2 separate regions of the Homo sapiens genome follow, and region 2 is linked to region 1. A link is a contact called in ENCODE Hi-C or POLR2A ChIA-PET data. All regions are on one chromosome and are shown on one strand. Each heading gives the region's core, a stretch centred on a gene start or an enhancer-like site at or near the end of the contact. The rest is flanking DNA. Distances are from core to core; before and after follow the strand shown. Region 1 overlaps WDR59 (WD repeat domain 59). Region 2 holds the start of WDR59 (WD repeat domain 59).

Region 1 (5,881 bases), core at 2,383-4,882:
GGGACTAGGACATGTCTCATAATGGGAGAGCATTGCATATTCATGTGTTTCAAACTCCAGGTCAGGACCCATTAGTGGATTGTGACATTGATCTAGTGCGGAAAACCAGCATTTAAAAAAATGAAATGGTGTAAGAGAAAAATGATCACAATGTACCATACATAGCTAAGGAAAATGTTTTGTGTAACTTGTTTACGTGTGTGCAGCACATGTGTGCACAGGTGTATACCGGATCATAGCGTAAATTCATTTCTTACTGAAAGTTGTAGTCAAAACATTTTCACAACACTGTTTTGGATGAAGCTTATACCTCGTCCCCTGTGTTACTGGGCACAAAACTTCAGGATGTAAGAAAGAACTGAGATCCTGTGCAGTGGAACCAGAGGTTTAGTGCTGGGCTCTGGTCTGAGGTAAGGTGCCAGTGTCTCAGTAGCGTGAGCAGGGCGGGGGAGCCGCTGGGAGGATGACAGGAGAAGGCCCAGCCGGGAATTTGCATACACAAATTCTGTTGTAATGGTGATCACAGAATAGGTTGGCTGATTTACACAGAGAGAAAGGATCTGTTGTGTTCCTCAGTGAAATCACACCATTTGCAGAGAGCAATCTTTTCCTGTTCCCCACTGCTCAAGTTAGTGTAAAAACCTGTCCCTATCTGTCCCCATCAAGAATGAGATGTTTTTCTTGTTTTATTGTTGGAGGAACATTGACTTTCAAAATTGAAAAACCTTAATGGTGTGAAGAAATTTCGAGTTTAAAATATTACATAATGTCATCCTTCAATACGGAAATTCCTTTTGAATTTCCAAGTTACCAGAACAAAAGTCTAATATTTTAAAATATTCATGTTTGGAAACAGGTTGGTTGTCTGGTTGCGGGCCATGGCCGATATTCTCTCAGCCGCAGAATAGATGATTACAAGCACCTGAGTCTTTTGTTTGTTTATTTGTTTTTAAGAGCAATACAAGGCCAAGTGGGGTGGCTCACGCCTGTAATGCCAGCACTTTGGGAGGCCGAGGTGGGTGGATCACCTGAGGTCAGGAGTTCAAGACCAGCCTGGCCAACATGGCGAAACCCTGTCTTTACGAAAAATGCAAAAATTTTCCGGGTGTGGTGGCGGTTGCCTGTAATCCCAGCTACTCAGGAGGCTGAGGCAGGAGAATCGCTTGAACCCGGGAGGCGGAGGTTGCAGTGAGCCGAGATTGTGCCACTGCACTGCAGCCTGGGTGACAAAGCAAAACTCCGTCTCAAAAAAAAAAAATGAATAAAGGCAATACAAGCTATGTTTGAAAGTACCTTTGCAAGAAAACAGGCCCAGCAGTCGTATTTGTGCACCAGAAACAAAAGGTTGCTCAGGCAGGATACTGGAAAGGATGGGGGAAGGGGCGAGCCTCAGGGCAACCACCAGGTTGACTATTTGTCCCTGTCCCTAACCCCCCCAAGACACAAATGGTATAATGCTTTCTTTGGTAATGTCACATAGATAGAATTGATGTTGCTTTAACAATTTTTTTTTTTTGAGACAAAGTCTTGCTCTGTCACCCAGGCTGGAGTGCAGTGGTGCGATCTCAGCTCACTGCAGTCTCTGTCTCCGAGGTTCAAGCGATTCTTCTGCCTCAGCCTCTTGAGTAGCTGGGATTACAGGCGTGTGCCACCATGCCCAGCTGTTTTTTGTATTTTCAATAGAGACGGGGTTTCACCATGTTGGCCAGGCCAGTCTCAAACTGCTGACCTCAAGTGATCTGCCCGCCTTGGCCTCCCAAAGTGCTAGGATTACAGACGTGAGCCACCGTGCCCAGCCAACAATGTTTTGTTTAATTTAATACAAAAATGCATTCAGTCTGAAGACGCCAAGTTCACCTACTGGGAGCTCGTTCCCTTACTCAGTGGTTCCCTGGGTGGCTGGTAGGATTGGGGAGAAAGCCAGCTCCTTTTTAATGGTTTAGTGCAGCAGGAACTCAGGAGAGGACCTAGGCTATAGCCACCCTAGTGTCGGGGTCTTTGAGATGGAGTCTCTCTCTGTTGCCCAGGCTGGAGTGTAGTGGCACATGTGATGTCTGCTCACTGCAACCTCCATCTCCCAGGTTCAAGTGATTCTTGTGCCTCAGCCTCCTGAGTAGTTGTGATTACAGGCGTGCGCCACCACACCCGGCTAATTTTTTTTGTATTTTTAGTAGAGACGGGGTTTCACCATGTTGCCCAGGCTGGTCACCAACTCCTGACCTCAAGTGGTCTGCCCGCCTCGGCCTCCCAAAGTGCTGGGATTACAGGCATAAGCCACCATGCCTGGCCCCTGAACAATTTCTTAAAGGGTTGGTTTTGCTAATTGTGGCAAAATAGTTCAGCAAACAGGGTGACAAATCACACCCTCTTTTTTATGGCTCATCTTTGCGTGCCCAGCCTCAAGGTGGCGCCAGCCATGGGGTATGATTCACGCATCCAGTGGCGGGTCCTGGGCGTGGGGGAAACACACTTGGCTTTCTGCATCCTTCTTAGAATCTAATGGCTTTGTCAGAATCAGAACTAAATCTCCCATGTTGGCATTCTGTCACATTGGCAAGTTTATGTCGCCACAATATCACTAATTTAGTATTTCTTCCTCAAGTCTGAGAAGGTCTGATACAATTCATCAAGTACTGGACATGAGAATAGACACTTGGGCAAAGATGAACCATACAGAATGTGGTCTCTGGCCTGCTGGAGGCGGAGTCTAGTAGGAAACTTAAACATGTAAGTGCTTACACCAAAATGTGCTGTTGGCCTCCGAGGAAAGAAGGAACTCCACCAAGGGCCAAGACTGCACAGAGGACAGGGGTTTGGCTGAGTTCATATGAAGGGTGTTTTCAATGAGGAAGAGCGGGAGGGCACAGGGAAGGACCGTGCCAAGGACAAGACAGCATGGCATTGGGGGTGCTGTGTAGAGTTTTTTAGTGGAGCCTGTGCTGCCCCCCACTTCAGATGCCAGTCTCAAGTCCCAGGTTGTAACGCCATCTACCTGGAGATGGTGTCAGATCCCACAGGCTGAGGGCTCACCCCCACAACGCTGCCCCCCACTTCAGATGCCAGTCTCAAGTCCTAGGTTGTGTGACCTGTGCCTTCTGACCTACCGGCTCTAAACTGGGGGTTCCAATGACATCCTACTCAGGTTTCACTAGGAGACGTGCCGAATTTCTTTCCTTTTTTTTTTTTTTTTTTTTTTTTTAATTGAAATGGAGTCTATGTTGCCCAGGCTGGTCTTGAACTCGTGGGCTCAAGCAGTCCTCCTGCCTCAGCTTCCCAAAGTGCTGGGATTACAGGCATGAGCCACTGCACGCCACTGCACCTCGCTACTTATGTATTATAAAGGGTCTTACAAAGGATACAGGTGGGCAGCCAGATGAAGAGATACATTGGACAGTCACACAGGGTTGGTTCCCCTGGCAACCAGCCCCCATCCTGAGGCTGTCCGGGAGCCCACGAAGAGCCCACTCATTAGAACAAAAGCTGTTCCTCTCACAAAATTCCAAGGGATTTAGTAGCTTTGTGTCAGACACTCATCACTCAGGAAATTACAAAGGTCGTAGGAGCTGTGTTAGGAACCCGGATCAAAGACTAAATAGCAGCCCTATTGCTCAGGAAATGACAGGGTTGAGGAGTTCTATGTCAGGAACCAGGGCAGAGACCGGATATACGTTTCTTTTTAAATCACAGTAGCACACCCAGAAAAGGAAAGCAGTGTCTCAACTCACACTCAGGTCTATCTGACCCACACATTTTTAAGAAAAGATTTTTATATCTTGATTGTTTTTTCTAATTATAGAAGCACTTTAAATATTGTTACTATTTTGTTCTGTCTGCCTTGATTCCATATGATTTCCATAAGTAGGGCTTATTTTTATTTTCACAAATCAGAAAAACACAGACACAAGCCAAAACGAGGTGAAAGCCATCTCCTTATGAAGAAGGTATAGGGAGCCTCAGCGCTGCTTCCCAGGGAGAGAAAGCAGCTAGAGTTAAGCAAAAGCACAGGAGGCTGGGCACGGTGGCTCACGCCTGTAATCCCAGCACTTGGGAGGCCGAGGTGGGCAGATCACTTTAGCCCAGGAGTTCCAGACCAGTCTGGGCAACATAGTGAGATCCTATCTCTGTATTTTAAAAATATGTATTCAAAAAGAAAAAAAAGCATAGGAGCTTATATGTGAGGGCAAGTCTTTCTACCCACAGGAAGGCAAGACAAAAGAAACAGAAGAACAAGAAACACAGGAAATAAACAGAAAACAAAGACTAAAACGGCAGATTTTAATAGCCCCAAACTGAAATTCTCTTACGTGTCCTTCAGTAGGCGAATGGTTAAACAGACTCTAGCCTCTGTCCTGCGGAATGCTACTCAGCAATAAAAGGGAATGAACCCCAGAAATGAAGCGGTGTTGTGGTCCCGGGCGTGTCTTGGCATGTCATTGCCTCATGCCAAGGAAATCAAGGACACGGACACACATGGGGTGAGGTTAAGAGCGGAGGTTCAATAGGCGAAAGAAGGAGAAGAGAGAATAGCTCTCTCTCCTGCGAGAGAGAGGGGCACCTGAGTGGGAATTCTGGCCCGAGGCTGAGTGCAGCAGATTTTATAGACAGGATTGAGGAGGCAGTGTCTGATTTACGTAGCGCCCACGGATAGGGTGGACCAGGTGTGACGTTTAGCACAAGAGGAAGCTGGGCACCCCACCGTAATCTTATTATGGAGATGGGGTCTTTGCCTGGCTGGCGCCATGCTGTCTCTTCCTTACTGTATGCGTGGTTTGGCAAAGAGAAGGGAAGATGGAGCCGCCATGTTGAATATGCCTAGTCCCAGGTAGCTTTTTTTTATTGGCACAGCTGCCGGCATTCACCTGTGCAAGCTTCTAGTTTGCTTATCTATGTCTGCAGCTCGATTCTACAGGCTGCTCTTTATTAGAAAACAAAATGATTTGGGAGCTGCTTTTCATTAAAAAGGAAACCTTACTGAGGACTCCCATACCCTCACTATCTGCCTTAGTAATTTCTTCTTCACTCCTATATCATCAGATACACATAGCAATCTAGATGACTCTCAAGCGAATTACGCTGAGTGAAAAAAAGCCAACCCCAGAAGGTTACCTTCCACATGACTCTTTTTCTTTTTTTTTTTTTTTTTTGAGATGGTTCACTCTGTCGCCCAGGCTGGAGTGCAGTGGCACGATCTTGGCTCACTGCAACCTCTGCCTACCGGGTTCAAGCGATTCTCCTGCCTCAGCCTCCCCAGTAGCTGGGATTACAGGCACATGCTGCCACGCCCAGCTAATTTTGTATTTTTAGTAGAGACGGGGTTTCACCATGTTGGTCAGGTTGGTCTCGAACTCCTGAACTCTTGATCCACCCGCCTTGGCCTCCCGAAGTGCTGGGATTACAGTCATGAGCCACTGCACCCAGCCTAATTTTTGTATTTTTAATAGAGACTAAACATACAAAAATTGGCCAGGCTGGTTTCCAACTCCTGACCAAGTGATCCGCCTGCCTCAGCCTCCCAAAGTGCTGGGATTACAGGCGTGAGCCACCAGGCCTGGCCATCTTTTCAGGTTTTTGCATTTCTGACTATTGATGGGTCCGTTCCTACCAGCCAACCAGTCCTGTGACCCCACCCAGAAGCAGACTCAGCATGCACAAGGACCATGTTCCACACCCCTAGGATTGCACCCCCAACTAATCAGCAGCACCTTGGCCTGCCAAACTATCCTTGAAAAACCCTAGGCTCTGAGATTTTGGAGAGACTGATTTAAGTAATAAAACCTCAGTCTGCTGTTCAACCAGCTCTGTGCCAATTAAATTCTTTCTCTATTACAGTTCCCCTGTCTTGATAAATGGGCTCTGTCTGGGCAGTAGGCAAATGAACCCG
Region 2 (6,003 bases), core at 2,776-5,275, 120 kb before region 1:
GAGTGGGGGAGGGTTGCAGAAATGCTCAGGCACGATGATCTTAGATCCCACTCATTTTGGTGGGAAGCAAATTAACAAGCTATGTACACAAAGACAGAGAGCTTTAGAAGAGCTATGTCTCTATTTGTATGTATGTCCAAAGTAAAACTCAAACGCCTAAGCAGGGCTTTCTTTTTTTTTTTTTGAGACAGATTCTCACTCTGTTGCCCAGGCTGGAGAGCAGTGACCCTATCTCCGCTCACTGCAAACTCCGTCTCCCGGGTTCAAGCGATTCTCCCGGCCTCAGCCTCCTGAGTAGCTGGGATTACAGGCGCCTGCCACCATGCCTGGCTAATTTTTTAATTTTTTAATTTTATGTATGTATGTATTTATTTTTTTTTGAGACGGAGTTTCTCTGTGTCGCCCAGGCTGGAGTGCAGTGGTGCCATCTCGGCTCACTGCAAGCTCCGCCTCCTGGGTTCACGCCATTCTCCTGCCTCAGCCTCCCTAGTAGCTGGGACTACAGGCGCCCGCCACCACGCCCGGCTAATTTTTTGTATTTTTAGTAGAGACGGGGTTTCACCATGTTAGCCAGGATGGTCTTGATCTCCTGACCTCGTGATCCGCCCTCCTTGGCCTCCCAAAGTGCTGGATTACAGGCGTGAGCCACCGCACCTGGCCTACGGTGGGTTTCTAAAGAAAAAGAAGGGGCAGTTCCTAAAGTCTTTACTAAGAATTTACCTCAAAATAACATAAGCTACTGATTGGCTATACGTTGTTCTTTGTATCACAAATTCGAGAAACATGAAGATAATGGATGAGGTAGCCAGTCAGGAATGAAATGACTTTAATTTTAATTTTTTTTTAGAGACAGGGTTTTGTTCTGTCACCCAGGCTGGAGCACAGTGGCGCGATCATAGCTTTTTGCAGCCTCAACCTCCCAGACTCAAGCAGTCCTCTCACCTCACCTTCCCATGTAGTTGGGACTACAGATGCATGCCACCACGCCTGGCTAATTTTAATTTTTTTTTTTTTAGAGATGGGGTCTTGCCATGTTGTCCAGGCTGGTCTCGAACTCCTGGACTTAAATGATTCTGTCAAATAACAGGTGTGAGCAAACACGTCCAGCCTTTGCTCACACTCTTAATGGTGAAGTGTTTTTTTTTTTTTCATAGTGTACTGTATCAATATCTTAACATTATACTGAAAAGCTCAGATGTCGGGCCGGATGCAGTGGCTCACGCCTGTAATCCCAGCACTTTGGGAGGCCGAGGTGGGCAGATCACGAGGTCAGGAGATCAAGACCATCCTGGCTAACACGGTAAAACCCCATCTCTACTAAAAATACAAAAAATTAGCCGGATGTGGCAGCGTGCGCCTGTAGTCCCAGCTACTTGGGAGCTGAGGCAGGAGAATGGCGTGAACCCGGGAGGCGGATCTTGCAGTGATCCACCCACCACTGCACTCCAGCCTGGGCGACAGAAGGAGACTCCGTCTCAAAACAAAACAAAACAAAACAAAACAAAACAAAACAAAGCTCAGATGTCATATTCTTCAAGATTTCAAGATGCCATTTCGGGTCGCCTATTTAGGCTTTTCTCTCCTGCCATATTGCTTGCAAATCTATTATAATATACAAGTCATTCTGCCAAGCACATTCCTGTTGTAGAGTAACCAGTTGTCCCAGTTTGCCTGGAACTTATGGGTTTCTTGGGATGCAAGACTTTTTGGTGATGCAGTGCTAGAATATGAAAAGGGATCAGGCATGGTGGCTCACACCTATGGTCCCAGCTAATCCAGAGGCTGAGGCCGGAGGATCACTTGCTTGAAGCCACTACTTTGAAACCACCCTGGGCAACACAACGAGACCATCTCTACAAAAAGTAAAAAAAAAAAAAAAAAAAAATAGCTGGGCATAGTAGCACATGCCTGTAGTCCCAGTTACTTGGGAGGCTGAGGCAGGAGGATTGCTTGGGCCCAGGAGTTGGAGGCTGTGGTGAGCTATGCTCACACCACTGCACTCCAGCCTCAGTGACAGAACGAGACCCTTTCTCCAAAAAAATAAAAATAAAACATGAAACGGTCCAGGCAACAAGTTAGTCACCGTAATCTGTCAACAAGTCTGTCTTCCCCCTTATAGCCAATACTCCAGGAGGGAAGAGACCACACTTTCTTACCTCTATTCATACAATGACTTGCACATACAAATAGTGATAATATTAACAACAACAATAACAGTTTATTTTATTTTATTTTTATTGATTTCCTGGCTTCTAGAACTGAATTAATAGTTTATAGTTGAGCTTTTCTACATCCCAGGCCCTGTGCTTAGTTCCTTACAACAATCCAATGAGGTAAGCCATTTTTCCCTTCTATAGGGAAACTGAAGCTAAACCAGTTAAATCAACATTTAAGAGTGTGGGACTGAAAAGGAAACTTAATCACCACCCACCATGTTAGTACAGTGGTTCTCAAACTTTTTGATCTTGGAATCCCTTTACACTGCTGTTAAAAATTACTGAAAATCCCAAAAAAACTTTTTTTTTTTTTTTGACAAGGTCTTGCTCTGTCGCCCAGGCTGGAGTACAGTAATGTGATCCTAGCTTACTGCAGCCTCCTTCTGGGCTCAAGCCATCCGTCCACGTCAGCCTCCCAAAGTGCTGGGATTACAGGCATGAGCCACTGCGTCCGGCCCCCAAAAACTTTTATATGTAGTATACAGAATTTAAAAAATATATTCATTATTTCATTTAAACATTAAGGCCCTTCACATGAATACATTTTAAAATGAAAAAGAACAATATTTTCAAAAAAAAAAAAAAACAACAAAAAATTCTGGCAAATCTGTTTTAATGTTTGGTTTATCAGAAAACAGCGGCCGGGCGCGGTGGCTCACGCCTGTAATCCCAGCACTTTGGGAGGCCGAGACGGGCAGATCACGAGGTCAGAAGATCGAGACCATCCTGGCTAAAACGGTGAAACCCCGTCTCTACTAAAAATACAAAAAAATTAGCCGGGCGTAGTGGCGGGCGCCTGTAGTCCCAGCTACTCCGGAGGCTGAGTCAAGAGAATGGCGTGAAGCCAGGAGGCGGATCTTGCAGTGAGCCGAGATCGCGCCACTGCACTCCAGCCTGGGCGACTGAGCAAGACTCTGTCTCAAAAAAAAAAAAAAAAAAAAAAAAAGAAAAGGAAAGAAAGCAGCTGGATTGCAGGAGGGGGTATAGCTCACAGGTAGAGCATTGGACTACAGATCAAGAAAACAGCTGGATTCTCACATTTAAGTCTACCTTCATTGTTACGGGAGGCGCTGCTGTATTGTATGAAACAATAAATTGCACATTCAGACTTTTAAATATCTCGATGGGATAGGCATCAGGAGAAGAGGTATCTTCGGTTTGCACGAGCTTTGATTTTTCTTTTTTCTTTTTTTTTCCGAGACGGAGTCTCGCTCTTGTCACCCAGGCTGGAGTATAATGGCGTGATCTCGGCTCACTGCAATCTCCGCCTCCCGGGTTCAAGCGATTCTCCTGCCCCAGCCTCCCAAGTAGCTGGGATTACAGGCGCCCGCCACCCGGCTAATTTTTGTATTTTTAGTAGAGACGGGGTTTCACTATGTTGTTTAGGCTGGTCTCGAACTCCTGACTTCGGCCTCCCAAAGCGCTAGGATTACAGGCGTGAGTCACCGCACCCGCCCCGAACGTTGATTTTGATTTGAGACTGGGTCTGGACGAATGCTGGGGACTCCAGCGAGGAGCTAGTCAGGACAACAGGCACCTCACCTCACCCAAACCCAAACCTGCGAGCCCTTCCCAGGTCACCCACGCTTGCTCGAGCTTGGACTACAACTCCCGGCAGAGCTCGCGGCAGGGGGTGTGCCCGCAATCGCGAGGAGCGTGGGTGACTCAAACCAAGTGACGGAAGTGAGCGAGGGCGTGCCTGTTTGTTGCAGGCGCGGTGTAGCAATTGGAGGACCCAGGAAGAAGGGGCGGAGCCTATGCTTGGGTCAACCAATGGCTTGAGCTCAGGAGCAACCAGGGCACGGGGCGTGTCGGGGCTGATTCTCTGGCTGTGTGGGGCGCACGGTCCCGGGATACTGGGGACGGCGGGGTGGGAGGGCGCCGTCCTGGGGCCGCGGCGGCCGGGCGGGGGAGATGGCGGCGCGATGGAGCAGCGAAAACGTGGTTGTAGAGTTCCGTGACTCCCAGGTGAGCTAGAGGCCGAGTGGAGCCCTCTGGGCATGCGTCCTCCCCGCTTCCCCTCCCCCACGCGGCTGCTTCCGTCCCGGGGGGCTACGGGGAGACCCTAGGCCCCGTACTGAGGAGGTGGGCGGGGCTTAGCCGACCTCTTAGGCCCCGTCGGGGGAGGGAAGACGACCATCGGGGGCAATCGGGGCGAGCATGGACGGAGTTTCGGGGCTCCCTACGCGGGTAGGGGAGTGGGGTCCGCCTTGTGACACTGAGGCAGAGACTGCGCATCGTGAGTGCTGAGGGGAGGCTTCCCACAATCAGGGTACGGAGCGAGGGCGTGACGGCTTCCCGAGGCCCTAGCCGCGTGTGGCGACTTAAGGCAAGTCGCGGGACTTTTCTAAGTCTCAGCTGCGTGGACGTAACCCTGTTGGGGTGAATTCGATGAAACACTGTTTGCAAAGTGCCTGTTGCAGCGTCTACGCGGTTAAGTGGTTCTTAATGCCATCATACTGGAAAATACCGTGTAGTGGATAGGAGTGACACTGCACGTGTTGCCCGAGTTCGAATCCCGCAGCCCCTACCCTGTCATCACTCCGTACACGTCAGTTTTCTCACCTGTAGAAGGGAGATGGTCGTACTTACAAGATTGGCTTAAAGATTTTATTTTTTAATTTTCTATTTAATTTAATTTAATTTATTTTTTTTGAGATGGAGAGTCACTCTGTTGCCCAGGCTGGAGTGCAGTGGTGCCATCTTGGCTCACTGCAACCTCCGCCTCCGGGATTCAAGCAATTCTCCTGCCTCAGCCTCCCAAGTAGCTGGGATTACAGGTGCGCACCACCACGCCCGGCTAATTTTTGTATTTTTAGTAGAGACGGGGTTTCACCTTGTTGGTCAGGCTGGTCTTGAACTCCTGACCTCAGGTGATCCACCCACCTCAGCCTCCCAAAGTGCTGGGATTACAGGCGTGGGCCACCGTGCCTGGCCTATTTTACTTCATTTGAGACAGGGTCTGGCTCTGTCACCCAGGCTTGAGTGCAGAGGCGTGAATCACCGCTCAGTTCAGCTTCGACCTCCTGGGCTCAAGCTATCCTCCCACCTCAGCCTCCCCAGTAGCTGAGACTACAGGCGCATGCCAACACGCCCGACTAAATTTTTCATTTTTTTTTGTAGAGACGGGGTCTCCCTATGTTGTCCAGGCTGGTATGGAACTCCTGGGCTCAAGCGAACCCCCTGCCTCAGCGTCCCAAAGTGTTGGGATTACAGGTGTGATTCACTGAGCACAGCCTCGAGTGAAGATTTTATGTGGTTGTATGTTGAGGATGTGTGGCACACACAGCATTGGGATTTGGATGCTGGATCCTACCCCAGAGCCCTTGTTTAGCTCATTGGACTACTTTACTCATAGTGGGTAGCTCTGAACCGGTCATATACATCCCCTCTTCCCCAGCACCTAGGACAGTGTCTTGGTGATTCTCTTCAATTTTAAATTTATTTACCTTTTTTTTTGAGACAGAGTCTCACTCTATGACCCAGACTGTAGTGTAGTGGCATGATCTTGGTTCACTGCAACCTCTGCCTCCCAGGTTCAAACGATTCTTGTGCCTCAGCCTCCCGAGTAGCTGGGATTACAGGCACGTGCCACCATGCCTGGCTAAGTTTTGTATTTTTTGTAGAGACGGGGTTTCGCTCTGTTGGCCAGGCTGGTCTTGAACTCCTGGCCTCAAGTGATCCATCTGCCTTGGCCTCCTAAAGTGCTGGGATTACAGGTGTGAGCCACTACACCTGGCCTATTATTTTTTGTAGAGACAGAGTCTCTTTGTGTTGCCCAGGCTGG

The links. Hi-C counts contacts between places; a loop is a spot of excess contacts on that map. ChIA-PET counts read pairs that join two places held with the same protein, here RNA polymerase II (POLR2A). Pooled maps may share reads with other maps.
Region 2: a pooled map shows a loop between it and region 1 (6-fold over the local background). The contact joins the promoter of WDR59 here to the enhancer-like site in region 1. A Hi-C loop is called at or near these places in 2 of 168 maps with a recorded cell type or tissue (GM12878 and cardiac septum) and 7 of 50 pooled maps. POLR2A ChIA-PET finds 5 or more read pairs at or near these places in 8 of 52 experiments (CD4-positive, alpha-beta T cell, Caco-2, HepG2 and 4 more).

What each region holds. Positions count from the first base shown.
Region 1 is chr16:74,866,407-74,872,287 of GRCh38, reverse strand. WDR59 (WD repeat domain 59) reads left to right here. Exons shown (of 26, transcript NM_030581.4): 26 at 1-926. Among named protein-coding and RNA genes, the nearest start is that of FA2H, 95 kb to the right of the region's middle. RefSeq lists an enhancer at 269-817 and a silencer at 5,783-5,881. Within about 2 kb of position 3,632, at least 7 of the 41 ENCODE cell types and tissues checked have a DNase peak (open chromatin) inside an H3K27ac peak, as active enhancers do; they include CD4-positive, alpha-beta T cell and OCI-LY7, where a contact is called at or near this core.
Region 2 is chr16:74,983,145-74,989,147 of GRCh38, reverse strand. It overlaps WDR59 (WD repeat domain 59), which reads left to right and starts at 4,025. Exons shown (of 26, transcript NM_030581.4): 1 at 4,025-4,184. The coding sequence starts at 4,131. RefSeq lists silencers at 2,734-2,934, 3,970-4,279 and an enhancer at 3,580-3,639.